Regions from separate parts of the Homo sapiens genome. Here region 2 is linked to region 1. A link is an interaction called in ENCODE POLR2A ChIA-PET data of the cell type or tissue named here. Cell type or tissue: Caco-2. All regions are shown on one strand. Links, peaks and the distances in the headings refer to the core of each region. The heading gives the core; the rest is flanking DNA.

The links. ChIA-PET counts read pairs that join two places held together with the same protein. Peaks named below come from ENCODE experiments on the same cell type or tissue, not always from the same donor. Only the 100,000 strongest peaks of a DNase experiment are listed, where the experiment ranks them.
Region 2: POLR2A ChIA-PET joins it to region 1 with 6 read pairs; 1 of 35 experiments calls an interaction of 5 or more read pairs at or near these places.

The regions. Positions count from the first base shown.
Region 1 is chr20:57,657,737-57,673,461 of GRCh38, reverse strand. PMEPA1 (prostate transmembrane protein, androgen induced 1) reads left to right here. Exons shown (of 4, transcript NM_020182.5): 2 at 13,765-13,919. Among named protein-coding and RNA genes, the nearest start is that of PMEPA1, 44 kb to the left of the region's middle. RefSeq lists enhancers at 5,977-6,593, 9,099-9,613, 10,873-11,745, 15,597-15,725. In Caco-2, for the core only: no CTCF peak of the experiment used is centred there; DNase peaks (open chromatin) are centred at 8,726, 9,191, 9,421, 13,341 and 1 weaker place.
Region 2 is chr20:57,508,063-57,523,787 of GRCh38, reverse strand. CTCFL (CCCTC-binding factor like) reads left to right here. Exons shown (of 11, transcript NM_001386993.1): 2 at 1-125; 3 at 510-720; 4 at 4,411-4,581; 5 at 4,897-5,030; 6 at 7,954-8,074; 7 at 9,047-9,196; 8 at 11,036-11,196; 9 at 15,000-15,182. Among named protein-coding and RNA genes, the nearest start is that of CTCFL, 9.2 kb to the left of the region's middle. RefSeq lists an enhancer at 1-457. In Caco-2, for the core only: CTCF peaks have their summits at 9,143 and 9,342 (motif pointing left); a DNase peak (open chromatin) is centred at 9,347.

The DNA.
Region 1 (15,725 bases), core at 5,760-13,759:
GAGTGGCCACACCAACGATGGCAGCAAGACATAGACCGAGGAAAGGCTAAGTCATGACTTAGACATTTTCTTAGAAGTCATAGCAGATGTCTTGGGTGGTATTTACAAAATTAACCACCACATGGGAGAGTTTAAAACTGCCAGAGACAGCCAGAGAAGGAAGTGGCTGCAGGGGCTGGGCCATTGGAAATGGGGTAGACGCAGGCCACCGAGAATGGGCAGCAGGAGGAGGGCAGGCACCCCAGGCAGGTGGGCCAGCCCGGGCAAAGGTGTGGCCCCAAGAAGGCAGGCCTTCTGCTCCCAGTGCGGCCAGGGTGCTGGCGGCCAAGAGGCTTGGACCACAGTCAGGGGCAATTGGTGATGAAGTCGGGGCGGGGGCCCAGGAGAACCGGCATGTTGGGCCCAGGGAGCAGCCCTCTTACTGGCGGCTGATACTTACTGCGCACCTAAGTATGCACCAGGTGCCGTTCATTGTACTTTATGGCTCTTCACTCCACTGCATCCACACAGCAACCCGTGCGTGGGTGCTAGTGGTATTCCGCTTTTCCAGATGTGGAAACCGAGGCACAGAGAGTGAACGAATCACTTCCTGATGCCCTGTGTTTGGCCATGGGGAGAGCTGGGGGTTGGATCCAGGCAGGACAGCGCCAGGATTCCTTTTAACCGCTAAGCTACTCCGCTGAGTGTTTACTGAATTGGATTCGACTCCTGGGAGCCCGATGGTGCAAGGGGCCTGCCCAGACCCTCACTGCTTCCTCCAGCCTCTCTGACGCCTGACCTTGCCCATCTGCCCACCTCCCTGCCTCTGCCCCAGGGGAGACCGAGAATAGCTGGGCCCCTCTTGCTCCCGAAAGACAGAGCCACCCCGGGTTAGCGGCGAGACCCCTCCAGACGGTGCCCGTCGCCGACTGACCCTCAGAGGCTCTCCAGCACGCGGCGGGCATCAATGAGGCCCCGGGGATTGAATGAGGCACTATTGAGAAGCGGCTAAATACCAGCCGCATTGTGCTTCCTGATCCAGGGCTTCGCTTTTTGTCCAAGAGCCTTGGAAACGGAGCCCCGGTTCACTTCCCCTCCCCTGGGCGCCGCCCGCCATCCTGGCTCATGTCAGGAAACACCAGGCTCTTGAAAATCAGTAATTGAGAGAAACATCTGCTGGTTACCAAGGAGCACGAGGTGCTTGCCGAGTGGCGAGGGCATACGTGCGTCACTGTCGGCCGGTTGGAAACACACATGTGAGTGCATGCAGGCACACACGTGCGCGTGCGAGAGTCTTTCTGGTATGTTATTAAGATTTAAAAAATTAGAAGTGTTATGCCTGTTATAAAAATGCAAACAATTTACGAATACAAAAAAGTAAAAGGGATAGCCCCTTCATCTAGAAGAAGTCATCATGAACAATTTAATTTTTTATCCTCATTTTTGCTATAAAAATGGATCCATATTTTATTTACCATTCCAGTTTCATTATTTCTGCCCCACAATAATTGCCAGCATCCATCCATTATCAGACTGAATTGGATTCAATTCCTGGGAGCCAGACAGTGGACCAGCAGTTCTTAGCCAGGGGTGACTTGCCCCACAGGGGGCGTTTGGCAATCCCTGGAGACATTTTTGAGTGTCGCAATGGGGATTGATGGTGCTTCTAGCCTCTAGTGGGTAGAGCCCAGGTTGCTGCTGAACACCCTGCTGCTTAGGACGGCCCCACAATAGAGATGATCCAGCTCCAAGCTCAGTTTCCCCTGCTCAGAGCTCAGCGTAGATTTATGTCATCAGTTTTAATGGCCTCATCCCATAATGTGATGTACCAAGGTGTGTTTGGTGGCATTTAGATGGTCTCTGGTTGATCATTTGAAAAACACCCCATGCAATATATATATATGAACAGGGATATATATGTGTGTGTATATACATATTTGTTTTGTGTATATCTATATATACGTTTTGGGCCCTTCTGTGAATTTTTCCACTGGATATGATTCTGGAAGTTGAACTTGCAGGGTTGAAAGGTGAAGTGCTTGTGTAATGTTGACAGGCACTGCTCAATATCCTCCAAGAAGACTGTGGCCGTCAACACCACCACGGACTCACTCACCCACGCCCACCCGTTCCCCATTTGTCGTCCACTCTCCTCAATTAACAAACACATTTGGTTTATTTTAAATAACTTTCGGATGTTATGCACCTCCGACATGTCCACTGACTGCTCGCTCACTGTGAGTTCACTCCGTTCTGCCAATAATTCAAACGGTGACTGATATTTTGCTGACAGTGGATGTTTAAAGGTGTTCGATGTCAGTGACAATAGAAACAAAAATCCCATTAGTTCTTTCCATTTGGATAATAGCAAGAAGGATAAAAGGCACAGCTTTGTCTTTTCTCATTGGAGGAGTATTCTAAAATCATCAGGTTCTAAAATGATTCTAGAGACCGTTTACTTTCCTGTTCCCTGAATGCACTTTCAGACGCAGGGCTCACCCACGGCCGCGCTGCATCCTCCTCCAGGTCCACCTCCTGTGTGATGACTCGGGACACTGGTTGGGGGTTGGGGGGGCGGTGGGGAAGAACGTGTTTCTCTGTGTTGCTCAGGAACTCCCAAAGCTTCGGAAATGAATGGGGTTCTGCACAGTTCTCTCTGGGTGGTATAAAAAGGCAGCCCGCCCCTAACCTGAGTGGGCCTTTGCAAACTAGAACAGGGTACCAGTGAAAAGAGAAGCACACAGAGGCCAGGTATGTGCCGTTCATTGATCTCTGAAATCCCTTGGGTCTGTGCTGGCTGGGGACGGAATACAACGCGGAGTCAGGCACACCCAGCCTGACAGGCTCAGACCATAGGGCAGGGGGCCAAGTGGGAGTTAGTGTGGGAGCCTGGAAGGGGAAGACCAAGGCCGACGGGGCATTGCAGGTGTGCATGCGACCTGAGGGTGGAGGCTTGTCAGGCGTGTCAGCCTTGATCCTGGCACCTAGGAGGGAGGGAGGTTGGAAGGAGGGAGGAAAGATTGTGGTGAGTCAGCCAGGTGAAGAAAAGGTGGAAGTGGTCTCTAGACAGCGGGCATGAGTGTGGATCCTGGGGCTTGAGGCCGGGTGGTGAGACAGCACACTCAGAACCATCATCTGCCAGCCCATTAGCTGTGCTGCACCACGGAGGCCTAGAGAAGACACCTTCCTCCCTGGAGTGGCCCAGTGAAGGAGAGACAGTGGACCGGTGGGTGCCACAGGGCAGCCTGCATGCCTGGCTCCATGTACTACCCCCCCCACCCCACCCCTACCTCCAGGCCAGGAGAGGGAAGGCCCAGGAAGCGAGATGTCTGGTGCCTGGATGCCACCTTGGGGCCCTCAGCCAGGGCACGTGGAGGGGTGGTCAGGTGCCCCTCCCTGCCCCACCCATTCCCAGTGCAGTATCTGTGCTCCTAGGGTCAGGCAGAGACTGTCCGGCCTTCCCACCCTAATTCCGAGCCCCTCCCGCAGCAGCCCTTGTCAGCCCAGGGTGACAGCACCTCCGCAGAGACCACCTGGGAAGCCTCGTTATGGGAGCAGCTGTCTGTTTTGGATACTGACAGATGCTTCTCAAATCTTTTTTTTTTCCCTCTTTTACTATAAATATAATTATATGTGCTCCAAAATGCTGAGATTGCAGAAATGTATTACACGGAAGGGATGTCCCCTGGTGTCTGTGGTCCCTCCTCGAGGGACCCACAGCTGGCAGTTTCATGCATGCCCTGCTGGTCCCTGGTCTGTGCAGACGTGGACAGTCACTCATAAATATAGGTGTGTATCAGAAGGTTTCACCTGTATTTTTAAAAACATATTTGTTGTTCTTTTCTAACCCAGTTTGGGCTCATCCCGTGAGGATACAGACTGACCGGTGGCTGTGCTTCCCAGGGTGGTGTCATCCCTGCCAGGGACATTTCAGTGGTTCCCAGTTGATTGTGACCTTTTGTGCAAACCTGCAGGGGGCCTTCTTGCACACTCATCTGTGTACACCAGAATAAATGAGCTTCAGTTGGGTGCGGTGGCTCACGCCTGTAATCCCAGCACTTTTGGAGGCCGAGGTGGGTGGATCCCTTGAGGTCAGGAGTTCGAGACCAGCCTGTCCAACATGGTGAAACCCCGTCTGTACTCAAAATACAAAAATTAGCTGGGCGTGCTGGCGGGTGCCTGTAGTCCCAGCTACTTGGGAGGCTGAGGCACAAGAATTGCCTGACCAGGAGGTGGAGGTTGCAGTGAGTCAAGATTGCACCACTGCACTCCAGCCTGGGCGACAGAGTGAGACTCTGTCTCAAAAATAAATAAATAAATAAATAAATAAATAAATAAATGTGCTTTTTTATTCAGTGTAGTCATTACGTGCCTGCCTTGGGGAAGGCACCATTCTAGGTGCTGAGGACACCATGGAGAATGAGTTCGCTCTGAGCCACTGATATTCCAGAGGGGAGAGGCAGAGAGTGCAGTGTTGGGTGGGTCATATACAGCTTCCAGATCAGGGCTGCAGAGATCAGTAAAGCAGGCACAGGGATGGGGGTCCTGGAGGCTGGAGGGCAGAGGGCTGTTTTAGTCTGAGGCAGGGACCTGGGGGCCGGGATCAAGGCAATGAAGGGAGCAAGCCATGAAGATATTGAGGAAAAATCATTCCAGGCAGGAAGAATGGCACGTGCCAGGGTCCTGAGGTGGGTCATGCATGGTGCTTTTATAGAACAGAAAACAAGTGGCTGGAACAGAGCACATGGGGGAGGAGCCCAGGGGAACTGGAAATGGGTGATCAGCACCCAGCTGTCTATATGCTGGAGCAAAGGTTCACACCTGAAAATATCCAGAGTTTGCTGTTTCACTCTGCAGAGGTGCTCCAGCCTACACTGCACATAAGTGATGGCGCTGGACCGGGGCCTGCTTAAGGGAACCTTCTCCACCCACTGTGAGTTTGGATGCCTGCAGCTCATGTCTTGTGGGGACAGGGGACAGGCGTAGGAGGAGCCTAGCCCAGAGCTTGGAGTTCTTGACTCAAGAGGTTCCATCCGGGAAGTTAACTTTCGTAGTTCTTGCTACAACCTTGTGTACAGGGGACTTAGTTATCTCTCCGTTTTCTTCTCAGATGAGGGTACCAGGAGATTTACTGAAGGTCACAGCAAATGGCAATGCGAGGACTTGAGCCCAGGACCACTGGGTGCTAGCTGCATGCTGTTAACCTCTATCCCAAGATTCTACCAAGAACAGCAGGGCAGGGAGCCAGCGCAGGCCCTGATGTGGGCCCCAGTCCCCACCCTGGCTGACCACGTGACTTGTCCCCTCTCAGCGTCCCTCCCCAACATGGGACAGTGTCCCAGGTTCACCTGTCCGGGTGCCAGGTGCTCAGCCGTGTGCTTGCCACAAAGCAAGCACTCTGAAAGCAGTACAGTCTGGTTTTAAAAACGAGAAAACCGGCCTAGATTTGCCGCCCGCCCCCCAAACCTCAAGAGGAAGACAGAGCAAATTTTTTTACCCATAAAAGGTCTTACCCTAAGAAATAGACATGCCGTCGGGGGTGTTTGAAATGGCACCAGGAGTGATCAGAAAGTTATTCCTTTGACGGCTGGTTTGATTGTACTTAAAATTCGGGGGGCTGGGGTGGGGTGGCAGGGAGCTGGGTTCCTATTCAAATGTAGTGGGGGTAGGTAGGGGAGAGGGCAGTAAATGAAGTGGCTGGAACCCCAGGGCCGCTGGGGCTCTGCAGAATGACAATGAGGCCCCGCCAGGCGGGTCTCATCCAGGCAGGCCTAACAAGATTAGATTTTCATAAATTTCAGACAGCGCCAATTCCTAATTCCTCGGTGTGCGGCCAGGAGGCCAGACAGGGCCCCATGCACTGGCTGCTTGTTAACCAGGAAGGACGCCAGCTGCCCCTCCCCTGGGACAGACTGTTGGGGTGGCGGTGGAGGGGGGTCGTCTGGTCTGGAAACCTCCATGGGGCCGGCAGGAGCCGGGTGGACTCTGCTCCCAGCTCCCCAGCTGAAGAGAGAGAAATGAGCCCCAGCACCCCATTGTTGCCCCCGTTATTTCTGAGAAACTCAGTCGCCGCCGCACCTCCCCGCCTAGTGCCCCCGTGGGCTGGGTGGGTTCTTCTTGCACATTAACAAATTTTCCAGCGACCCTCTCCCCGTTTACAGCCATGAAACGTCCCAACAGGGATCTGAACCCTGAGGCCCCTGCTCTGCCCTCAGTTCAGGTCCAGGCTCTGCCCCCAAGAACAGAGGTCCAGAAACTTGGATGGGAAAGAATAGTGTCTTTGCCTTACCTGAGCTCTAACTGAAAGGTGGGGTCCCCTTGGATCCCAAATGCAGGCACCTGACCATCGTCTCCTTGACTGCACCAAAGACACAGCTGGAGGTGGGAGCCACCATCTTCACTCCACAGGCCCATGTCCCGTACAGGCCTTCCAGCTCTGGACGCTGTGGGTGTCCACTGCGAGGTCATTTAATGCAATTATATTTCTGTATCGCACACGTGCCATCGTGTGTATCATTCCCGTGTCACAAATCTGCTTCGGAGTTTGGAAACTATTTCCAGGCCCGTCCCCTCGCCTGTGATTGGGGCAATGCTGCCCCTCGGGGCTTGTCATGAAAAACTCAGAGACAGGGTGAAGTCTTTCGTGGTGAGGGGCTTGGCACACAGGAAGAGGCAGAGGAGAGGGCAGCTGTCAGCGTCTGTGTTATGCCATGGCAGGTGCCCATAACTCCTGGCACCCGCTTCCTTCCTCACCGTCCGGATTTTGCTCTGCGCTGGCTCAGAGGTGGGTACCACAGGCCATGAATACCAGCTTCATGGACTGCGTTGGGGGCGACACGCCAGGCACTTGTTACTGACCCCAAGATCAGTCACATTCAACACAAGCCCTTGGCTCAATCTCCCGCTGTTTCTGGCATTTTGGGATAATCACACTCAGGACTGCTGGGGGTCGGGCAAACGGTCAGGCTTTGGGGTCAGAGGAACTCATTTCTGAGCCTTGGACTGTGCGGTCTTTGGCGGTCGCCTCACCTCTCCCAGCCTCAGTCTCCTCATCTGCAAAGTGGGGGTCCCATAAGTACGGACCTCACAGAATGACGGTGAGAATTCAATCAGATGATGTGCATAAAGGGTTCGGCCCCCCTGCATGGCATCTAGGGAGTGGCCTGCTCACGGTTCCTCTCCTGCCAGTGTAGGACAAACAGGACAGGGCAGAGCTGTGCCCGCACCTCCCAGAGGGACTGTGCCTGTCTCTGGAGGAGACCATGAAAAGGAGGATGGGGCCTCTCCAACGAGGCACACGAACCTGTTAATGTGAAATTATTCACAAGGAAAGAGGACACTAAATTAAATTAGAGTGACCTTATTTTGTGTTTGGAAGATGGGCTTGGTCACCCCCGAGAGCCTGCTGCATTCATCACCCTCCCCAAGGGAAAAATTACGAAGAAAAATGGCAGGAGCCCCCGGGCCCTCCAAGTGATGAGCACAGCCTTGATGCCCAGAATGAAATGAGAGCGAGATGTTTCTCCTTCCCAGCGGCTTGTGTTGCCACGGCGGGCCCTTGGGGGAGAGAAAGGTGCCTCCCCGCAAGGGCCTCAGAGTCAAGTTCAAAACATGATGTGTGTATGAAGCGGCACCAATATAAACATGGGATCCAGCGCATGTTAGCCCCTGAGGGGCCTTGGGTCCAGCCACCATCCTGGGTGACCTTTGGGACTGACTTGAGCTCAAATCTCCCACCTTGGGGACAGAAGCCAGTCAGGGAACACCTGGCTAAGCAGGCTTGTACTCTGCAGCCCAGCAAACCTCAGCATTTCCAGGGACCATCAGGGGAACGAGGGATGCTTTTTGTCCCCAGAGGAGTGTCAGTAATTGTGACAATGGTGACAGTTGAGTGTGCTACGTTCTGTCCCGTTCTGAGCTCTCGCATCCATTATTTCACCCCTGCCCCGGTTGGTTCTTTTTTTTTTTTTTTTTTGACAGATGAGGTAACTTCCTCTCAAGGAGGTAGATGCGCACAGCATCACACAGACAATGGATGCACGAGGACTGGACCAGAACATCAGAACCACATCCTCAGATTCCCGGGGCAGGGGGCGGGCGGACTAACGCCGTGGGCGAGCTAGGAAAATTTAGCAGGAGAATGAAACCCTTCCCCCTTTTGAGTTCCTATATGGCGGCTCTGGGCTCAAGTCTCAACCTTGCTCCTAGTTGCATCTTCTAGGGCTACTTCTCCCTAAGCCTCAGTTTCTTCATCTGCAAAATGGGCATGGTGATGTTACCTAAATTGGGGAGGCTCAGCTCAGTGGCCCCGGGTCATGTGTTAGAATCATGACAATACTTACAGTGACTACAGTGAGTTTGGGTGTGCCCTCTCCTGCTCTGTCCCCTGTGGCCTATGACTGCTTGGCAATGTGTCCTGTGGTCACAGCAGAGTTGAGCCTAGGTCAGGGACAGTGGTAGGACCCACCCCTGCAGGTGTCATACTGGGCATTTGATCTGGGATGTCTTTGTCCATGCCTTGGTAAAGGGGCAGTCTGTCAGATTAGGGAAACTGAGGCAGGATTGGTGTGGCTCCATATCTGCCAGTAGTCACTAAGTGACCTGGGGCCCAACTCTTGGCCAGAAGTCCTGAAGCCGCCTGCCCTGCAGATGCCTTGGGTGTGGCCTGCTTGGCCCTTTTAAAACTCTTAAATGAGGTTCCAGCCTTAAAGGACCACAGCTTCACAGCCGGCTCCAGGGTCCTCTGGAGAGAGGGAGGGATGCGGCCGCGCTGGGCCTTCTCTCCTTCCGCCTCGCGTTGGCAGTCCTGCTGGGGTTCCTTCCCTTGCCCGCGAGGCATCTGATCCTGAGAGTCCGGCTCTCAAGCTGCGACTGGGAATGGGCCCCAGCAGCCTCCCTGCGCTCCTCGGAACAAATGCAGGCACGAAGAGGATTCTGCGAGCTGCCGCGGGTGGAGAGCCGTGTTTATATTGGTGCCGCTTCATACACACATCATGTTTTGAACTTGACTCCAAGGCCTTTGCGGGGAGGCACCTTTCTCTCCCCCAAGGGGTCTTTGCTGGTGGATTCACGGTGCCTGCCCAGAGGGATGTGTGGGACTTAGTGTGGGGAGGGAGCCCATGCTTGATGAACTCGGCCTGAGTGGGCCCTGATCAGTGCGTCGTAGAGGCCCGCATGCTGAGTCTCAGGCATCCCTGGGGTGGTGTGGGGTGGGGACCGACAGTGTCAGGGCGTGGCTGTCCCAGGCCAGGTGAGTCCCGGGACCAGGCCTGTGGAGAGGGTGGCTGCCCACAGCCCTGCTCCCGTGATGCCAGGTGGGAACACGGCTGGGGCCAGGGACGGTCGGTGCGCGTGCCCTTGGGTCTCTGGTTTGCGACCGACCTCGCCAGCAGGCACTGCATGGTCCACTCCCCAGAGAATGCATTCCTGTCCCCTAAAGCTGAGCGTCTCCTGGAAGCAGCACCATGGGTGTGAAAGTGCGTGGAAGGTGCCTCCTCACCCCATGCCCAAGGGTGGTCTTCGTTGGACCTGTTTGTGGGCCCCAATGCTGCTGTGCCTGACCAGCCTTCCTCCCGCACAGCATCCGCGCCGGTGGGGCTTGACTGGAGCTGGATGGAGATTTCGGGGCCTCCTTGGCCCAGGGTGTTGCCTTCCTGATGGGTGGGGGTGACCCGGCTGCTGGCTGGAGCACCTCTCTTGCCCCCCTCAACACCTCCAGGTCTGGGCATGTCCAGGGGCATCCAGGAGGGTCTGGGTTCCGGCCTCTGCTCACCTATACCCTCTGCCTGTGCTCCACTCTGCCCCGCACTCCGTGCCCTGCACCAAAAGCCTCAGTGCCCACCTTACAGGGAGCCCTCCAGGGTCTTCCATTAGATGCTCCCTCTGCGATTCCAGAGCAGGTCATGTCTCTTTGAGGGTGGATGGGTTTGGGCCACCCTTGTTCTGGTGGAGCCAGGATGGAATTGAGCATCCCGTGTCTGGGTCCACCTCCAGGGAGCACTACATGCTGAGCACATGTCCCCCGCACATCCTGCTGCCCACTGTCCCCCTGCTGCCCACCGTCCCCCCGCTGACACAGGGAGACTGCGATGGACTCAGAGAGGGCCCCCAAGAGCCAGGCTGGGACCCGGGCCCTCTGAGAGAGCCACTGTGCTTCCCTGCCACCACCCTGCTCCTCTCCAGGGTGCTCCTGAGCCGTAGTCTCGGCAACCCTTGCAAATCTCCATCTCCCTAAGCCTGGACCCAGGCCCTTGGCTCACCAAGTCTAGCCAGCAGTCAGTTGTAGTTTCTCTTTTCTAGAGAGTTTTTCTCTCTCCTCTCCCATGTGAATTTTCCTGGGCCAGTGACCCAATGGGAGTTGGTGGCCCAGGGACCAGGGTGACGCTCTTATGCGCTACTGAGCCCGGTGCTCATTTCTGGGAGCGTTTTTCTCACTCTGTGGATACAGACGTCCAAAAGTCAGATCCCCCTGCCCCTGGGGCCGAGCCTGGCGGGGCCAGGAGAGCCGTGAGGGTTTGTCCACACCCATTCAGTCTGCAGGGGCCTCCTCCATTGCCCCTGCATCCCACCGGCCCTGCAGCCCCAGCTACCGTCTCACTGCTGTCTGGGTCCTGCGGGCTGCCAGGGCCCGGGACAGGGACAAAAACAGCCACACACCTCCCTCCCTCCAGGGCTGATGTGGGCTGGGCCCCTGGAGACAGCTGGGGAAGGGGGAACTGGGGTGAAGAGTGCACAGGGTTGGGGGGCAGGGAATTGCAGGCCCCGGGGGTGGGGGGGCGTGGGTGTTACACAAAGCCAGCCCTGTGTGTACCCTGAATGCGGCTTTATCCTGAGTGCTAACAGACGGACCTGGGCCCTACAGAATCAGGCCAGGCTGCCCCGGCCCTGGACCTGCCTGTCTGGGGAGACAGGAGGTGTGGCCACAGCGACCTGGGTCTGAAGCCTGATCTCTCCTGGCCAGGAACATGCGGGTGTCCCACAGGCGGCCCAGGGCTTGGGGCCTGAGTTCCCAGCAGGCAGGGCCGAAGCCTTCTCGGGGCTTGGGAAAGCCCCACCAAGCCTAGTGGGAGGACGCGCCAGCTCTAGGGTCTTGGACTTCTCGAGGCAATCACTTTTCCCTCTGAGCCCGTGTCTCCTCACCCGTGAAATGGGGATGATAATAAAAACGCCCGTTCTTAGGTGTGCTCAGCCCACAGCATGACCGACTGGATTGGATCATTCTTTGTCATGGGGGACAGTCCTGTCGGTGCAGGACGGTTACCACAGCCCCTGGCCTCCACCCACTCCATGCCAGGAGTACCCCCCAGTTGTGACAACCAAAAATGGCTCCAGACATCGCCACATGTTCCCTGGGTGCAGACGTGGCCCCAGCTGAGAAACACTGGCTCATTAGCAGTGTAGACAATGGCGCGCTGAGCCCTGGGTGCAGATGCGGCCCCAGCTGAGAAACACGGGCTCAGTAGCAGTGTAGACAGTGGCACGCTGAGCCCTGGGTGCAGACGCGGCCCCAGCTGAGAAACACTGGCTCAGTAGCAGTGTAGACAATGGCGCGCTGAGGGTGGCACAGATGCATAAAGTGCCCGAGACGGGGAAGTTCTGGAAAACCTGTTGGGGAAGAAGGAGTGGCAGTGGACACAGGTGTGGGAGTGCTTCTGTGTGGAGAGGCGTCTGCCACTTCACAGACAGTGACATTCCCACCTAGGATGGGCTGCTTTCCTGCCTTGGGGAGAGCGAGGCTGGTGGCAGGAGATGGCTGGGCCCCCCGGGTTTGGAGTGTGCTTGCCTGGGCTGTCTGATGGCCCGAGCGCCTGGCATCGGCTCTGCACGGCCTGTTTTTTCTCCAGTTGCCACCTGACACCTGCCCACCCCGATCCCCCTCCCCCGGCTTTGGTTCCTCGGTCCTGGGAGGAGGAGGAACTGAGTCAGTGGCACTGGGCTTGAACTGGGGCCCCCAGGGAGCCTGGCTAATTGCTTGTTAGTGCCAGGGAGCCCTGGGGAGTCCTCCTTGCCCCCATGCCAGCCGGGGTCTGGGGAGTCACATTCCTGCACACCTTGGGCAGGGTGTCCTGGGCAGGGCGAAGCTGGAGGAGCTTTGGCCCCGGACGCTGCCGGCTGGTGCCCACTCTGCCGTGTCAACTCCAAGGGACCCGGCGTCTTGCCCATTGCTGGGGGCTCTGCTGGCACCGTGCTCGGCCAGCTGCCGAGGCCGCTTCGGCACAGACCCGCTTGAGTCAGCAGAAACTGCCCGGCTCAGGCAGGATCAAAATAACCTTCTTCCTATTCCAGCACTTGAGGGTTTTTCCGCCTTCTAGGGGAAAAACAAATCAAAAACCAAAAAAGAAAAAACAAAAAAACCCAACCTTAGAAAATGCGAATGGCAACATCCGCAGCCATCTGGAATGTGGGTTTTCTGAGGCCTTTTCACCAAGAGGAGGGTCCTGACACCCCCGTCCTGTTGAGCGTGGCGTGTGTTTGTGAGTCCTGGGATGGATGTGTGTGTGTGGGCACGTGTGGTGCGCTGTGTCTGTGTGTGTTTGTGTCTGTTGGGAAGTGTGTGTTGGGATGTTGACTTGGGTGTGGGACTGTTGAGGGGTGTGTGTTGGGGTGTTGATATGTGTGTAGGAGTGTTGGGTCGTGTGTTGGTGTTGACGTGTGTGTAGGAGTGTTGGAGTATGTAGTGTTGTTGACGTGTGTGTAGGAGTGTTGGGGTGTTGTGTGTGGAGGAGTGTTGGGGTGTTGTGTGTGTAGGAGTGTTAGGGGTACGTGTTGGGGTGTTATTTGTGTAGGAGTGTTGGGTCATGTGTTGGTGTTGATGTGTGTGTAGGAGTGTTGGAGTATGTAGTGTTGGGGTGTTGTGTGTGTAGGAGTGTTAGGGGTACGTGTTGGGGTGTTATTTGTGTAGGAGTGTTGGGTCATGTGTTGGTGTTGACGTGTGTGTAGGAGTGTTGGAGTATGTAGCGTTGTTGACGTGTGTGTAGGAGTGTTGGGGTGTTGTGTGTGTAGGAGTGTTGGGGTGTTTTGTGTGTAGGAGTGTTAGGGGTACGTGTTGGGGTGTTATTTGTGTAGGAGTGTTGGGTGTGTGTTGGTGTTGACGTGTACTTAGGAGCGTTGTGTGTGTAGGAGTGTTGGGGCATTTGTGTTGGTGTTGTGTGTGTAGGAGTGTTGGTGTGTTGACATATGTGTAGGAGTGTCAGGTGTGCATAGGTTTGTGTACACACGTTCACATGTAGCTCCTCTTTGTTTAATTCCACAAAGCTTCACTCCCAAACTCAGTGCCAACTTCCTCTCTCCGCACTCAGGGGTCCCCTTCTCCTCCCAACTGCTCCCTCCCTGGGCCCCTAAGAAGGGTCTGTGACCGTCTGCCCGAGCCTTTGCCCAGCGACAGGAGCCAGTGCGCAGGGCTCCCTTTCTGCCAGTCAGCTCACGCTGTGCATCTGCAGAACGGCTCCAGGAGGCTCTGAGAGCAGAGAGCAGGGCCTTCCTCCTGCCTGTCCCGTTACCTCCTTCCGGTCAGTCCCTACAGAGGGGGTGTCTGGGTCCCAGGACACCTTTGAGGTGCTCTCCCAGCCAGCAGTACCCCCTCCTCCGCCGTGAGAGCAGCTTCCCTGCACGTACCCCAGCCCCAGGCATCGCCTGTGACCTTGCCGGGAGAGTGGCGGGGGCTTTCCTGAGTCTGGGTTGCACTCTCGTCCCCCTAGGTGGGTGAAAAAGCTCAAAAGGGCTGAGCCCTGAGCACAGCGACCTGCAGGTGTCCAGGGTCTCACGTGTCCCTCTTTGTCTCCACAGCGGAGCTGGAGTTTGTTCAGATCATCATCATCGTGGTGGTGATGATGGTGATGGTGGTGGTGATCACGTGCCTGCTGAGCCACTACAAGCTGTCTGCACGGTCCTTCATCAGCCGGCACAGCCAGGGGCGGAGGAGAGAAGATGCCCTGTCCTCAGTAAGTGCCCCGCCATCCCATCTGTGGCCTGAGGGTGCGGCAGTGGGACGCCCCTTGTAAAAACTCAGACGGGATCCAATGGCAGCGTTTGCAGGAAACAGATTCAGGGCAGGAAGACAGGGGCTGGGGAGCCCACCTGACAGCAGCTTCCTCCCCTGAAATGGGAGGAAAGCACCCGCCAGGCGGGCCTCAGAGATGCTGGAGGAACGTGGGGAATGAAGAGCTGGGCTGGGAAGAGGCTTCGTGATCCACTCACGCACTCAGCTGACTCTCGAGCAGCCTCGGGTCGCAGGCTCTGTGCAGGGCCTGGGGAGAGGGCAGCACACAGGTCCTTGCTGTCATGGAGCTGACGTTCCAGGAGGGAGATGAGACGCCCAGTGGTGATAGCGCCATGCAGGAGATGCGACCACTGGGACCTGGGGGAGCCTCTGCGAGGAACCCTCGGCTAGGGAGGCAGGGCTGGGCTCACAAGCAGCGCAAGCTGACCCCCGTCTTGACCCACATCTCTCGAGGCTGAGTGGAGACAGACCTAGAGAGATGAGGCTGAAAGCAGGGAGGCACCTGGGGCAGGCAGCACAGGAAGGCATTCTGGGTCCACACAGAGGCCTGACACAACAGGATGGTGGAGACGAGGGGCCGGCATTTGGCTCTTACCCACCGGGGTAGTGGTGGGAAAGGTGCCTGCAGTCCTGCAGCCCTGACCCAGACGGAAGGGAGGTGGCGGCCCTGCCCTCGTGCCCGTGCTATGCTGACATCTGGTCATGTGGTCACAATGCCTTGGAGAGCCATAGAGGCAACAGGACACCAGGTCCCGGGGCCTAAGTTTAATCCCATCTCCACCAGTACTGGCCACGTGCCCTCAGACCTGTCCCTGATCTACAAAATGGGGCTTCAGATCCCCCATTTGTAAAATGGGCTGACAGTCACATCCACCTCCCCAGAGATTCAGGGCTTTAGCACAGAGCACGGGTCTGGTCATTACTGGCTATAAAAGCACTTCCATCCATCCATCCATCCACCTGACAGATCTCTACCCAGCACACACACGGGGTATGCAAAATTCCCCCTGCGTTTGGGAAGTGGCTGTGAGCCAGTCCCAGGGGGTGCTGCTGGTGAGTTGGATGGGCGCAGACAGGAGCAGGTGCACGGATGAAGGAAGCCGAGGGCCGTGGCCAGGAAGTTGGGGCGAGCTGCTCTTGAGGCCGTGCTGTGCAGGACCAGGTGAAGTGGGCGCGGGAGTGTGAGGAGGACAGAGCCCTGCAGGAGGGACCCCGCTCTCCATTACAGTCCTGGGTGTTGATCTCTCAGAGTTGTGAGCATTGGTGGGTGTTCTGGAAACCCCAAGAATTTCCCTTTCGAATCTCCACAAAGTCAGGGGCAAACAGGGCAGATCTGGGTCGGTGGGAACTTGCCCGCCTCTGACGGTGAACTCCCGGCTCCATGTCGGCCGCCTGAAGCCCGGCTGTTCGGTATCCTTCAGCAGGTGGACCAAAGGGCGGCACAGAGTTAATCTCTTAATGGCTTCCATCTCTGCACCCAGGATGTGTAACTCAACCACGTGGGGCAGGAAGCGGCTGTTTAAAGAGCAGGCTGGGAACTGTGGGGAGGAGGTGGCACGTGGCCAGCCCTGGGGCTGCGGCACGTCTCTGAGCCGGGGCTCACCAGGTGTGGGGAGGACTCACAGAACAGGCAGCACTGAGTGTGGCCTCCCCACTTCTGGGGACGCCTGGGGTTGGTGGTGGCGCCCAGAGTCCCTGGGCTGAGCCAAGTCAGCTGAGAAGCCTGTTGGCCACAGTCCCTAGCCGG
Region 2 (15,725 bases), core at 3,415-11,414, 150 kb after region 1:
AAGAGCTGTACTCCCCGCAAGAGATGGAGGTGTTGCAGTTCCACGCTCTAGAGGAGAATGTGATGGTGGCCAGTGAAGACAGTAAGTTAGCGGTGAGCCTGGCTGAAACTACTGGACTGATCAAGGTACAGCTGGTTTTAATAAACAACCCCTTACATGAAAAAGAAAAAATTCAAGTCGGCTTTTATGCAATATTATGTCTGGACAAGGTATTTTGCAGTTGCAAATTAAAGACAGTACAAATACTTCCCAGGAAAATCTTGAGAGTTCTTAGGTTCTTTTTTAAAAAAGAGTTTTAAAAGTGGTGCTAATTGGAATAGTGTAAGGCGCATTATGTTTTAAAAAAAAGTGTTAAGTTTCACTGCCACAACCCTGATGCGAAATAATTAACATTGTGATGCATAATCTTCCACTTTGGCTTTTCTTTTTGTATTCTGTGCTTCATCCAGGCAAAAGTCTAATTATACTGAAATCAATAGTATCATATTTGAATATTTGTTGTTTATTAGCTCGAGGAAGAGCAGGAGAAGAACCAGTTATTGGCTGAAAGAACAAAGGAGCAGCTCTTTTTTGTGGAAACAATGTCAGGAGATGAAAGAAGTGACGAAATTGTTCTCACAGTTTCAAATTCAAATGTGGAAGAACAAGAGGATCAACCTACAGCTGGTCAAGCAGATGCTGAAAAGGCCAAATCTACAAAAAATCAAAGAAAGACAAAGGGTAGGCCAGTTCATCTCATAGAATACACTCCCTAAAACTGGGCTGCTGTTTTTCTTTATGGGCAGGTGATGGTAATTGAAGTTTTAAGTGGTTGACTTTTACTTTCAAAATGTCAGGAAATGGGAGAAATTTTAAACTAATGTTCTGTATTGTGAATCAAATCCAGAAGGGTTTTGCACTTTACACACAAACGTTTTGAAAGCACAGTAAAAATGTTCCCACAAAGCCTTGTGCACGTAAGCATAGAAGACCAAGCCCTGGTCTCTGCTGCCTAGTTTGCAGCCCCAGAGGGATATGGGGGACAAGTCATTACAGGACAGGTGGTGAGGCCTCGTGTGCTTCAGGGCCAAGAGAAGGAGTGATTCCTCCTTCAGGAAGCCGTAGAGGGTGCCTTCTAAGGGAGGTGATATTTAGGTGAGTCCAGGACAAAGAAGCCACTAAGATGGGGATCAGGATTCCAAGTACTAGGAAGTGGTCTGGGCGTGTAGCTCTGGAAGTATTTACTTTGTATCTGAGGGTGGAGAGCTCTACTGTGTCTGTAGAGCTGGGTGGGTGCTCAGAGAGGTGGATGGGTCCAGATTAGGAAGACCCTGAAGCAATATTAAAGCCATATTAAACTGAGATTTCATTCCAGCAGCCCACAGGATGAATTTGTCCTATGAAAATAATTTGTTTGGCTTATTTTTTAAAAATATTAGTTTCTCACTTATTTAAATCAACATATTTCACCCCCAAAATTTCAATTTCTAGCTCTTTTAAATTATATCTGGCAACACTTGGCACAGTTTTCCTTCCTCCTGGCATCAGGTGCCTGGGATTGGAAGGTGACTCAGTTTAGAAAAGGAGAATGCCAACCAAACACTGCCACCACCACCCCATTCTTACATGTGGTCAGGGCCCTTCACTTAGGTTTCTTGCCTCTGCCTTCCATAGGTGGTTGAGTTTGCAGCCTTTTGGTACATAGTAGTTTCTCATATGTTTAAATCAAGAGCTTTGCACCCCAAGTTTTACAATTTCTAGCTCATTTTTAGGTTTTTGATATATTCAAATTTGTAGACCCATCAACACTGTCTAAATTCCAGAATATTTTTATCACCCCAATAAGAGGCCTGTACCGATTAGGCAGTCACTTCCTACTCTGTTCCTCCTAGCCCCTGGCTACCACTAATTTACTTTTTGTTTCCGTAGATTTTCCTGTTCTGGACATTTTCCAGAAGTTGAATCATATATGTATACCATGTGCCTTTCGTGTCTAGATTCTTGAGCTTAGCATCATGTTTGCAGGGTTTGTTGGTATTGTAGTATGTGTCAGCGCTTCATTCGTTTTTAATGGCTAAGTAATAATCCCTGTATGGGTATAGCACATTTTATTTATCCCTTCATTCACTGATGCACACTGCAATTGTGTCCACCTTTCAGCAAGTGTGAATGGTGTTCTTATGACCATCTGTGTACAAGTTTTTTGTTTGAGCACCTGTTTCCAGTCCTTTTGCGTATATACTTAGGAGTGGAATTGCTGGATGGTGTGGTTACTCTATGTTTAATTTTTTGAGGAGCTACCACACTATTTTCCATAGCAGCTGCACCAATTTGAATTTGCACCAGCAGTGTGTGTTGCTTCCAGTTTCTCCACATCCTCACCAACGCTTGTTTTCCATTTGTTGTTATTGTTTAATTATAGCCATCCTAGCAGGTGTGAAGAGGTATCTCGTTGTAGTTTTGGTTTCCATTTCTCTAATGACGAAAGGTGTTGACTATCTCCTCATGTTTTCATTGGTCACTTACGTATCTTCTTTGGAAAAAATGGCTATTCAAATCTTTGGCCCATTTTTAACTGGCACTGTGTTAGCTTCCCAGGGACGCCATGACAAAGTGCCACAAACTGAGTGGCTTCAAACAACAGAAACATACCTCTCACAGTTGTGGAAGCTACGAGTGTGAAATTGAGGTGTTGGCAAAGCCATGCTCTCTTGCAAGGCTGTCGGGGAGAATATATTTCATGCCTTTCTCTTAGCTTCTGATATTGCCAGCAGTCGTGCCATTCATTGGCTTGCAGATGCATTACTCCTCCAATCTCTGCCTCTGTTATCACATGGAATTATTCCTGTATGTCTCTACATCTCTTTTCCTCTTCTTATAAGGACACCAGTCATACTGGCTTATGACCCACCTTCATCCAGCATGACCTCAGCTTAGCTTGATTGCATCTGCAAAGACCCTTTCTGCACATAAGATCACATTCACAGGTATCTGGCATGAGGACTTCATGTATTTTTGCAGGGGTCACAACTCAACCCATAAACCTTCTATTCCAAGTTTGTTGAGTATTTTATCAAGAAAACGGTGTTGGATTTATGAAATGCTTTTTCTGCATCTATTGAGATGATCTTGTGTTGTTGTTTTTTTCATCATTCTGTTAATATAGCTTGGATTGTTATTTTCAAGGCCACCCCTGAGCTAGGGAGCAGAGAATGGAACCGGAATAAGTTAGAATTCCACCAAGCTCTCTTTTTTACTGAGAATCAGCTAGATTTTTTAAATTGTTTCCCCTGGTTGCTGGAAGCTTCCAGTTAGTTTCCAGTGTCCTGAAAAAGTTGCTTGTGACATTTTTTTGCCAGTTGTTTTCATTGCTTTTATGGAGGGATGGATTTTGAGAATAACAACTCAGCTATATTCTGTATTTGATGATTCCAACATCTGAAGTCTTTGTAGGTCTGAGTCTTCTGTTTGTTTCCGCTGCCCTTGCACTGGCATCTTATTTATCACTGTGAGCTGATTGGTTCTTTTTACTGTTATCTGTGGGAATCCCTTGAAGCCTGGGGTGAAAGTGGGTTCTTCAAGGGATGGTATATATTAATTTCTGCCAGGCAGTGATGGTCAAAAACTGTCTTAAACCAGATCCCCCAAGGGTTACTGTTAGAACCACCCAGGACATGCTCACTGGGGCCACCTTCCCTCTTTGGAGCCATCTTCTTAGGGCAAATGTTTTCACCTCTCCATCAGTGCTAGACCAGCATCATCCAAGAGAACTTCTTTTGCTGATGGAAATGGTCTTTATCTGCCCTGTTCAGTACGGTGGCCACTATCTCCATGTGGCCTTTGGGCAGTTGAAATGTGGCTTACAACAGAGGAACTAAATGTTCAATTATATTTAATTTTAATTAGTTTAAGTCCAAATTTAAGAGTCACACATGACTTATGGCTGTGGTTTTGGATGGCACCATTCTAGATGGTTTTTCTTGCAGTCCCCTGGCTAGAGAGAAGGATGCAGAGATGGGGCGGGTTATCTTTAGTTCACCCTACAGAGAATGCAGGGCCACATTTCTTGGGCGCCCCACTTCAGGTAGGCGGTGTGCCTTTTCTCATCTCTCCTTAGGTCTACAAGACATTCTGAAATGTTCAGGCATCTCCTCCCTAGCATTGTTTTTCTCAGCAAGAAGGATGAGCAGAGTACCTAGTCCACTCTGTGCCCAGAAACAGACATCGGCCCATCTTGAAACAGCGAAAATGCATTGTTCATTATCCAGGAACATGGTGTCCTGAATTGCTTCGATCAGCTTGTGGATATAAATAGCATGTGCTATTGTTCAGTTCCCACGTTAGTTGAAAGGACGATGTGCTGATTTACTTTCAAGTATTTAAATGGAATTTGAACCTCTAACAAATACATAAACTATTTCCTGCCTATAGGAGCAAAAGGAACCTTCCACTGTGATGTCTGCATGTTCACCTCTTCTAGAATGTCAAGTTTTAATCGTCATATGAAAACTCACACCAGTGAGAAGCCTCACCTGTGTCACCTCTGCCTGAAAACCTTCCGTACGGTCACTCTGCTGCGGAACCATGTTAACACCCACACAGGTAAAACTGCCGGGAAGGCTGTTTCTCTGGAATGATGTGTGTTAAGGCTTATGTTAAGAATGTGAATCCACCTGTTTCTACAGTAGAATCGTGTAACATTTTATACTTTAGTTTTGTCTTCTTTTTCTTGAATTTCCATTAAAAATACTGTTACAAAGATTTTTCTCACATGCATCTGTGGTATTTATAGTTTAAGGAGCCTCTTCTTAATTTTTAAAGCATTTTTGAGACTGAGTGTAATTAAAAAGCTATGAATTCCTTGGAATGTTTCTGGTTAAGTCTTGTTTTGAAAGTATGAACTATGTGATTTTACAGGAACCAGGCCCTACAAGTGTAACGACTGCAACATGGCATTTGTCACCAGTGGAGAACTCGTCCGACACAGGCGCTATAAACATACTCATGAGAAACCCTTTAAATGTTCCATGTGCAAGTATGCCAGTGTGGAGGTAAAGCCATTCTTGGACTTGAAGCTTCATGGCATCTTAGTAGAGGCTGCTGTACAAGTTACTCCAAGTGTAACTAACAGTAGAATCTGTTACAAACAGGCTTTTTATTATTCATATAAAATTTATGCAGGAAATAATATGCATTCTCTTTTATGAAGTTAAAATAGAAAATTGGATTTCTTTGTTTCTTTGATTACTAATTAGTGAAAATAATATGTAAAGGTTTACAAATTACAAATAAACCATCTGTGGTCAAGAAATAAGTCCCAGATTTGTTTAAAAGTTCTGCATTTTATCTAGTACTCTGGGCCACAAAATCAAAATGTATTTGCTCTAACGTAGAATGCAGATCCAATCTCAATGTTGGCTGAAATTTTTGAGCTTGATTAGATACAAAGCAGCTTGCTCGAAGATTTAAGCGTAGACGTTTCTGTTTTTAATTACAGAGAGACCACCCTTTTCAAACTTCAGGTGTGCCATAGTCATTTTAATTAATTTGCTTTATTTGTACCTTCTAACAGGTTTGGCGGTACTCACGTGAAACAGGCAGAGCACTGCTTTTACTAGTCAGTACCAGTTTCCACCAGTTAATTGTCAGGGTCTCACTGTGTGCTGGGAAACAGGCTGAGGCCCGGTTTTGAGCCTGGTCGGGACTGGGTCAACAGTACACCCAAATGGAACTAAGTTAAAGGGAACAGCTGATGATTAAATATAGTAACAGTGCAGCCGGGTTTCACAAATTGGGAAATTTCATGGTTAGGGTCAGAATTTGATTCCAAGAACTTTTTTCTGCTGTTACTATTTTTAAAAAAATTATTTCTCATCTGAGTTAAAGGTTGTGATTGTAGTATGAGAATGCAAAATGGAGGGATCAGGGAACAGAGTCACCTGGGGATCCTAAGCCTGGAGTGGACTTTTTGTTGGTGTCCTGCCGGTGCTTAGTACAAACTTCCTAGGTCCACGAGACCCTCCCCCAGTGCCAGTGGTCTGCACGCAGCCTGTGGGGGGTAGCCTCAGCACAGGGGTCTCTATTGCTGCCATAGCCCCCCATTTTTGCAGTCTCCTCAAGTCTTGCCATGCTTGTTTGTTCCCTCATCCCATCCCGTGACAAAAATGGCAGCAGGAACGTATCAAAGCTGTGGTGCAGATGTGCCCCTTTTTTTAAAAAAGCTTTTGAATTGGCCGGGCGCGGTGGCTCACGCCTGCAATCCCAGCACTTTGGGAGGCCAAGGTGAGCGTATTGCTTGAGGTCAGGAGTTCAAAACCAGCCTGGCCAACATGGTGAAACCCTGTCTCTACTAAAAATACAAAAAATTAGCCAGGTGTGGTGGCACATGCCTGTAGTCCTAGCTACTCAGGAGGCTGAGGCAGGAAAATCACTTGAACTTGGGAAGCAGAGGTTCCAGTGAGCCGAAATCGCGCACTCCAGTCTGGACGAGAGTGAGACACCGTCTCCAAAAAAAAAAAAAAAAAAGCATTTGAACTCCCATTGTCCTCCCATCCCACCTTTAAGAGTCATCCAGAGTCTTTTTTAATGGCCTTCTTTGCTCATTCACACCACTTATCCTCCTCAAAACTTTCATGCTATACAGTTTTTAAAATTCTTTTTGTTTTGCTTTCTAATATACTTGAAGGCATTCACTTTTCTTCTGAAAACCTAAGTGAAATTTTTTGGCTTGGCTGTTGTTTTCCATTCTAAGCTTTCTTTTGTTCTCGAGTGTTCCTTAGGCTTCTGTGCGCTCATCACTTACTGGGGAGGCAGATGGAGTGTGGCATCCCTGGGTCACCAGCAGGACTGATGCAGCTTCCTGATGTCTGTAGTCCACGTGTAGCTGATGCCCCCATTTCCTGCTAGCAGTAGATAAGGGCCTGTGATACACGAATACAGAATAAGAATAGTTCTAGAAGGCAATCAACGAGTCAGGCAGTGAATGCTCAAATGGGAGGTATTATGTTGTTTGCTATTTAACTGATTGCCTGGGATACATAATTACTCAAATTAGAATTTAATTTCTTCTACTTAAAACTTAATTCTTCTTAGGAACCTGCTGTCACATGGCACCAATGCTGAATAGCCAGGGACACCTTCCTCCACTCACACTGTTACTGTGGGGCCAGCCAGGGTGGAGTCTGCAGGACTTGTGACCATGAGGCAAGACATACAGATGTTCCTCCATTAAAGAGCTAGGGTTTCGTTTTTATTTTTATTTTTATTTTTTTTGAGACATGGTCTGACTCTGTTACCCTGGTTGGAGTGCAGTGGTGTGATCTTGGCTCTTTGCGGCCTCAGCCTCCCAGGCTCAAACAGTCCTGCCACCTCAGCCTCTCGAGTAGCTGGGACCACAGGTGTGTGCCACCATACCTAGCTCATTTTTAATTTTTGGTGGAGACAGGGTTTTGCTATGTTGCCCAGGCTGGTCTCAAACTCCTCAGCTCAGGTGATCCACCCCTCTCAGCCTCCCAAAGTGCTGGGATTACAGGCGTGAGCCACCACACCCAACGAGAGCTAGAGTTTCAAGATTTTCACTTTATGCAAGGAAAAAAAAATGTTTGCCTTTGTGCTTTTACAGTGTAATCTAAATTTTGTAACTATTGAGCATATATTGCCTTAGAAATGAAAACAAAATCTTGTATGGCATTTGGCAGGTAGGCTTAAAGTGAAGGTGAACGCGAAAGTCTCTCAGAACTGCTGCTCATTTTCCCTAAAGGAGCTTATACACACACACATCAAATGAGATAAAATCACCCATAACAGATGATCAAAAGTGATGACTTTTTCATGTTTTTTCAGTGAGTGAAATATGCTCTGGTGCTCTGATGTTAAAATATGATTAATTTAAATCTCTTTTACAATGCTGATTAATGGAAGACTCTGCCATTTTTTAGTTTCTATTGCAACGAACATCATTTATGTATTTATTAGGCAAGTAAATTGAAGCGCCATGTCCGATCCCACACTGGGGAGCGCCCCTTTCAGTGTTGCCAGTGCAGCTATGCCAGCAGAGATACCTACAAGCTGAAACGCCACATGAGAACGCACTCAGGTAAGGGCTCTGGTGCTGAAGGCCTGATACCTACAGTGTTAACTCTTAAAGCAAGCTTTAAAAAATTACTTTTTATTGGCACAATTAAAGTTCAAAGGTAAAAGTGGATTTTTGCGTGCCTTCATGATAAAAGAATCTTGATCTGTACTTTTACCTTTATTTAGCAGTAAGAGAGTCTGCATAGATACTGTGCCACAACCCCACTGTGTGGAGTAAAACACAAAGTATTTGCTTCCGTAGATTTTTCAGGTATTTAAAACTCAACTCCTGGCCAGGCATGGTGGCTCAAACCTGTAATCCCAGCACTTTGGGAGGCTGAGGCAGGAGGATCCCTTGAGTCCAGGAGTTTGAGACCAGCCTGGTCAACATAGGGAGACCCTGTCTCTACGAGTAATTTAAAAATTAGCTGGGCCTGGTGGTGCACACCTGTGGTCCCAGCTACTTGGGAGGCTGAAGCAGGAGAATCACTTGAACCCAGGAGGTTGAGGCTGCAGTGAGCCGGGATTGCGCCACTACACTCCAGCCTGGGTGACAGAGTGAGAACCTGTCTCAAAAAAAAAGAAAAAGTAAATAAAAATAAATAAAAGTCAACTCCTTAATTCATTCTTCAACTTTAAGGCAAAACATAAAGTGTGCTGCTTTTGTAACAGAGGTACTTGATGTCTTGTGTTAAGAATACATTTATGTGTACTTCTTGGTTATTCGTACAGCCCCATGGATGTGAACCACCTTGAACTCTTGCGTAGCCACCAGATGCGGGGAAGTCATGTCTCTGGTCCATCATGGACACAGCTGTACTTGACATAAGCTGTCTGGGCTTGATTTGGGAGTCTCATACTAATTGGGGGTTGTCCGGTGAGAAGGGGGTTGATAAAGGAGGCTTGGGGCAAAAAAAAAAAACACTTTCAGCACAGGTGGCCTTTGGCAAGGATCAGGCCTGGAGGGGGAATCACTTTGTTGTCTGCATCTCAGGTGAGAAGCCTTACGAATGCCACATCTGCCACACCCGCTTCACCCAGAGCGGGACCATGAAAATACATATTCTGCAGAAACACGGCGAAAATGTCCCCAAATACCAGTGTCCCCATTGTGCCACCATCATTGCACGGAAAAGCGACCTACGTGAGTGGTTTAGCGATCTTTCTTTTACTACAGCATTTGCTGGCTCTTTGGAGCGTGGTCCTATAAACCTGCAAAGTACTGGCCCTGATACTGGGAGGCCCGGTCTTCGGGAACTTGGCCCTGGGACGAATTTTCTTCCAGAAGTCCTGTCGCACCATCTGGTGGCTGCATCTCATAAGTGCATTTTATAGCATGTTTTTAGAATCCGGGCCCAGGCCTGTTCCGTATGCACGTGATAAGACCTTTCACAGATGGGTATTACTTCATTCCACATTGGGCCTATTTTTCAGATGAGGACACTGGGGATCAGAGACATAGAGTAACCTGCCTGGGAGTCATACGAACCAAGGGTGCTAGGAGGTGGCTGGATTCTGGGTTCCTATTTATCAGTGCTCTATCTATGGCACCCAGCAAGCTTTTGTTAAACCCTGGCTGTGGGCCTAAGAAGTTTTGGAAGCAGAAGTTTCAAAAGACACAGTTTTCCCCTTAAGACAGTCACTTCGGGAAAGGAGGCGGGCCTGTAACGTGTAATCCGCATCTACCACGGTGAGCCTTTTAACTGTCACACCCCACAGAGTGGGAGAGGGAATCCAGAGGGTCTTGGAACAGCAGGCCTAGGAGCTGGGATTTGATACTGCCTGTGGGGAAGCCAGCCAGTGTTGAGCAATGGGAGGGAGGGTGTGGGAAGCGTGAGTGAACGAGCCTCTTCTTTGTTTCAGGATTCCTGGGCCTCCCTTTTCCATGATCTTATTTCTCTTTCCAAAATATATGACACTGTGATACACAAAAATATGTTAGCAGAACAAAAAATTTGACCCTTTTGCCCAAAGAGATTCTGGAGATGAGATGAATTTTTTTGAAAACCTTTCTGAAAGGCGAAAGGTGTTCCACAAAGTCTTCACTTTTATTTTTCATCTGGACCATTCTGTCATTGTTGCCGTAGATACCAGCACATCACAAAACACAGTCCAGTGGGGCTTGGTGGGGCACAAGTCTAGCCAGTTGCTAGACTTTTTTGACACCATGGCAAAGTAACATGGTTTATATCCATCTCATGCCAGTGGGTGATACACTCCACATAGCCCTATAAGATGCTTTATAAACACATTAATTCTTCCTTCCCATGACTGTATGAGAAATCAAGCTCTCTAAATGTCTGAGTCACTGTGGGTAAGGTGGAGTAGCTCCATCACACAGCTGTCCATTGTCATTTGGCTTCTTACACAAGTATCACAAGACCATCATGCTTTAGACTTAGATGAGCAAACCCAGCCAGACCTTACCATGTGTCTCAGGTTAATTTCAACATAGGAAATAACAGGGCACTGACTTCTAACAACGAGTGGATTATTTAAGGTAAAATAAAGATATTATATCTTTTTATATAAAACCACCTTAACATCATCCTAAAATTCACCTACCCCATAATAGTTCTCAAAGTGCTTTGTTCAATGAACATTTTAGGTCCAGTGTGACATACCTTATATAACATTTAACTCCATACCGAGAGTATTAAAATGATATTTCAGCATTCTGTTCGTTTAAAGCAGTGGTTCTCAGCTGAGAATGATTTTACCACCCAGAAGACAGGCGGTGATATCTAGAGGTATTTTGGCTTTCACAACCGGGGAGAAAGAGGTGCTGCTGGCATCTGGTAGACAGACACCAGGAATGCTGCTTAACATCCTACAATGCACAGGATAGCCCACCCTGCCCTGCCCAGGAAGGAACTAGCATGTTCCAGCGCCAAGGCTGAGAAACCCCGGTTTAGAGGAGAGGGGAAGCAGGCTAACAGAAAACAACACTCTTGAAGTATATAATGTTCTGTGACCATTTTAGGTGTGCATATGCGCAACTTGCATGCTTACAGCGCTGCAGAGCTGAAATGCCGCTACTGTTCTGCTGTCTTCCATGAACGCTATGCCCTCATTCAGCACCAGAAAACTCATAAGAATGAGAAGAGGTTCAAGTGCAAACACTGCAGTTATGCCTGCAAGCAGGTATTGTACTTTACTTAATTTGGAGAGGCAGTGGTGTATGGAAGAATGGAGGGCTGGGTGGGATTCTCTACCACCTTGAAGATACTGAGAAAAGTCATGCTTTTAATAGAGTAGCCTATTCAGAATAACCAGAAAGCAACTGTGAGCCAGTCATTCAAAACAACAGTTCTTAAAGTATGTTCACATATCCCCAGAGCTCCCTGTGACCAACTAGGGCCCCACAAGAGCCAAGCCTTTGTTATGATAATGGAAAGGTGTCATTTGCCCTTTTGAGACATTGACATTTGCACTTTTGGTGCCAAAGTAGTGGTGGTCCTTAGCCCGGATCAAGGCAGTGACACCCAGTGGAATTGGTGGTTGTGGTATTCTTCACCTTCACACACTGGCAGCAAAAATAAAGGGCAGTTTTACATGACAGTGTGCTTGAAGAGGCAGTTAAAGTTGTTAACTTTATTCAGTCTTTACCTGGAATACTTTCTTTTTAATAATCTTTGTGATGAGATGAGAAGCCGGCATACGCACCTCCACTGTCTTCCAAAGCTTGGAGGAAAAGCACCTGGGGGTTTGTTTGAATTTCCAGCTCAAGTAGCCACTTTCTCAGTGAATGTCATTTTCACTAAGAAAGGAACAAGATAAACAAATTCTGTTTACTCAGTCATTGGGCGTTGGTGGACATTTTTTTAAAAAATGAACAATGTAGGCCAAGTGCAGTGGCTCACACCTGCAATCCCAGCACTTTGGGAGGCCGAGGCATGTGGATCACTTGAGGTCAGGAGTTTGAGACCAGCCTGGCCAATATGGTGAAACCCCGTTTCTATTAAAAAATACAAAAATTAGTTGGGCGTGGTGGCACACGCCTGTAGTCCCAGCTACTCAGGAGGCTGAGGCAGGAGAATTGCTTGAACCTGGGAGGCAGAGGTTGCAGTGAGCCGAGATCGCGCCACTGCACTCCAGCCTGGGAAACAGAGCAAAACTCCATCTCAAAAAAAAAAAAAGGGGGGGGATTAGAGTGATTTTTTTAAAGCAACTTTTATATTGTGTGATGAAATATGTCAGCATTTAGAAGATCTGCATAACTCAAGTGAACTAGTATTTTCCAAATGACCAATCCATGATGTTACAGACTCACACACAGGTAAAAGATCCATTCAAAGTAAAAGATAGACCAAGAGGTTATAATGTCGCAGAGGAGCACAAGTTCTTTGGCACGGTTTCAGATTCCACATTGCAACCCATGGTAAGAAATTACCATGGCCAGACACACTGGCTCACACCTATAGTCCCAACACTTTGGGAGGCCGAGATGGACAGAACTGTTGAGCTCAGGAATTCAAGACCAACCTGGGCAACATAATGAGACCCTGTCTCTACAAAAAAATACAAAAATTAGCTGTGGGTGGTGGTGCATATCTGTCCCAGCTACTCAGGAGGCTAAGGTTGGAGGATCACTTAAGCCCAGGAGGTTGAGGCTGCAGTAGGCTGTGTTCATACCACTGCACTCCAGCACGGACAACTGAGTGAGACCCTAAAAAAAGAAATTACTACTAACTGAATTTTAGTGTAATAGCAGAGAAGAATGCCCACAGTTATTTGGAAGAGCTAGTAAAATGTTGCTCTCTTTTCAAACTACATGTCTGTGAGACCAAATTTTCTTTATCACTTAACATACTCCAGTGGACTGAGGGAAGAGCAGAGATAGGAATCCATCTGAATTCTTTTTTTATTTTTTTATTTTTTAGACGGAGTCTCACTCTGTTGCCCAGGCTAGAGTGCAGTGGCGCTATCACTGCAAACTCCACCTCCTGGGTTCACGCCATTCTCCTGCCTCAGCCTCCTGAGTAGCTGGGACTACAGGCGGCCCCCACCACGCCTGGCTTATTTTTTGTATTTTTAGTAGAGATGGGGTTTCACCATGTTAGCCAGGATGGTCTCGATCTCCTGACCTCGTGATCTGCCCGCCTCGGCCTCCCAAAGTGCTGGGATTATAGGCGTGAGCCACCGCGCCTGGCCCCGAATGCTTTTAATAGAGCTGTCAGACTTAGCAAATAAAAATACAGCACACTTAGTGACATTTGAACTTCAGACAACAACAAATAGTTTTATATACAAGTAGTTGCAGCCTGTATTTTAACTGGAAACCTTATCTATTAAGACAGACATTAGGTTATTTTTGTTTTGAAAAATAGATAATTTTACAGAAATAATATGTAGTTGGTTTGTTTTTATTTTTAAATGAGTTAATAAATTGTTTTATTTTAAAAAACACTTAAGAATTCCCCAGGTTTGCTTTCTAAGAAAGTAAATACTAATACATGCCACCTGTATACATAAAAGCTCTTCAGAGGCCACAGTAATTTTTTAAAGTATAAAAGGCCCTCAGAGTAGAAGTTTGAAAACCAAAACACTGCTTCAAAGTATTGCATGCTATTGGTTACCAAAGGTGAAAATCAGTGCTTACTGTGTGTTTTGAAGTGTGGGCTGTAAACTGTAAATGCTTTGAATAAGGGAAAAGGAGTTTTTCTGGTAGATTTTGAACAAAGAATATTCTGAGGCCTCAGGCTCATACTTATTCAAATGAACTAGGAGGGCTTCCTGAAAGATGGATAGGACTTGGAAAGGATGAGGGGCCCTGGAGCAGGCATACAGCAGGTATGTGGGAGTAGAGAGCAGCCAGGCAGGTCATGGCCGTGGGCAGAGGCTTGGAGCACTGCTGGGTGCTCCTGGCTGCCGCGGTCCTGGAGAGTCAGGCTCCCAGCAGGGAGCGCCAGAGATGCTGTCCCAAAGGAGGGTGATGAGGTGAAAGCTGTGCATGGAAGAGGGTGTTTAGTGAATTGGGTGAGAGAAAGATTAGAAGAAAGAGCATCAGTTAGGCCACTGACAGTAATGCAGAAATGGCCGAATATATATTTAATCCAAATAATCATCACATTTTAAATAAAACAAAATGTGTACTTTTGCTTGACTTCATACATATTTTTTTCCTGATTTCCCAAATTATTTTCTCCTGTCTAAGATAAAATCTCTATTTAGGCCAGGTACAGTGGCTCACACCTATAATCCCAGCACTTTGGGAGGCTAAGGCAGGAGAATTGCTTGAGGCTAGGAGTTTGAGACCAGCCTGGGCAACATAGTGAGACCCTGTCTCTACAAAAAATACAAACTGAGCCGAGCATAGTGGCATGCGTCCACAGTCCCAGCTACTCAGGAGGCTGAGGCAGGAGGATCACTTGGGCCCAGGAGTTTGAGATTGCAGTGAGCTATGATTGTGACAGAGCGAGACCCTGTCTCAAAAAAAAAAAAAAAAAAATCGGTATTAAGATCTGTTACGATACTATTGGGAAGTAAATGGAAAAATGTTGATACTTAAGGTACTTGCAACCCCAAAGGTCTGCTGAATTTAAACTCTGACATTTGATTTTTAAGTTTGCAGGTTCTATTTGCCCTTTGTAAATTCAGGTAATTGTAAATAGTTGTATAGAAGGAGGACTCCCAGTAATGAGAGGACAAAGGACCATCCTTTCACGCCCTGCGGTGTGTACTCCCACATCCCAACAGGACAGGAGAGCCAGCAAGGAATCCACTGCAAGACCTTTGTCACTTGCTGCTGCATACGAGTTTTGTTTCCTAGGCGGCCACTTACTGAGAGTGAATGCTGCCTTGTTCAGAATGTGTTTGCAGTAATTCTGCTTAATAGTGGACTCATCTTTGGGGAGGGAAATAAAAGGTATTGTATGATAAACAGTGTCTAATATCGAGAAAACCCTTTGAACTAGACAAGCTGCTTTCTTCCCCTTCCCTCTTAGGAACGTCATATGACCGCTCACATTCGTACCCACACTGGAGAGAAACCATTCACCTGCCTTTCTTGCAATAAATGTTTCCGACAGAAGCAACTTCTAAACGCTCACTTCAGGAAATACCACGATGCAAATTTCATCCCGACTGTTTACAAATGCTCCAAGTGTGGCAAAGGCTTTTCCCGCTGGGTAAGCTTACTTAAGTCACAGTAAATCCCCCATGGAAAGATCCCTCTATCTCAGGAGGACAGTGTCACACCAGGAGAGTTTAAACCCGATTATAGAAACCTGCCAGGACTTCAGGAGCATCTGTCATGCCTTAGGAAAGTGGTTATTAGTTTTTTAAAATCACAAAATTCTTGAAGAATCCTATGAAAGTGTGGTCTCCTCATCCCCTAAAAAAAAAAAAAAGGACAATCCAACACACAAAATCTTACAATAGGGAGTTATCAGACTCCCCAAAGAACCCCACCTTTTAGTGTAATATTTTCAAACAGTGAACTAGATTTAGGCTACTTGACAGAGAGAATGCAGTTTTCACACATTTTTTCAGATGTCCCTAGAATAATGTTATTGGTGTCTATAATCCCAGCTACTTGAGAGGCCAAGGTGGGAGGATTACTTGAGGCCAGGAGTTTGAGATCAGCCTGGGCAACACAGGGAGACCCCCATCCCTCCAAAAAAATTAGCTGGTTGTGGTGGTGCACCCCTGTAGGCCTAGCTGCTCAGGAG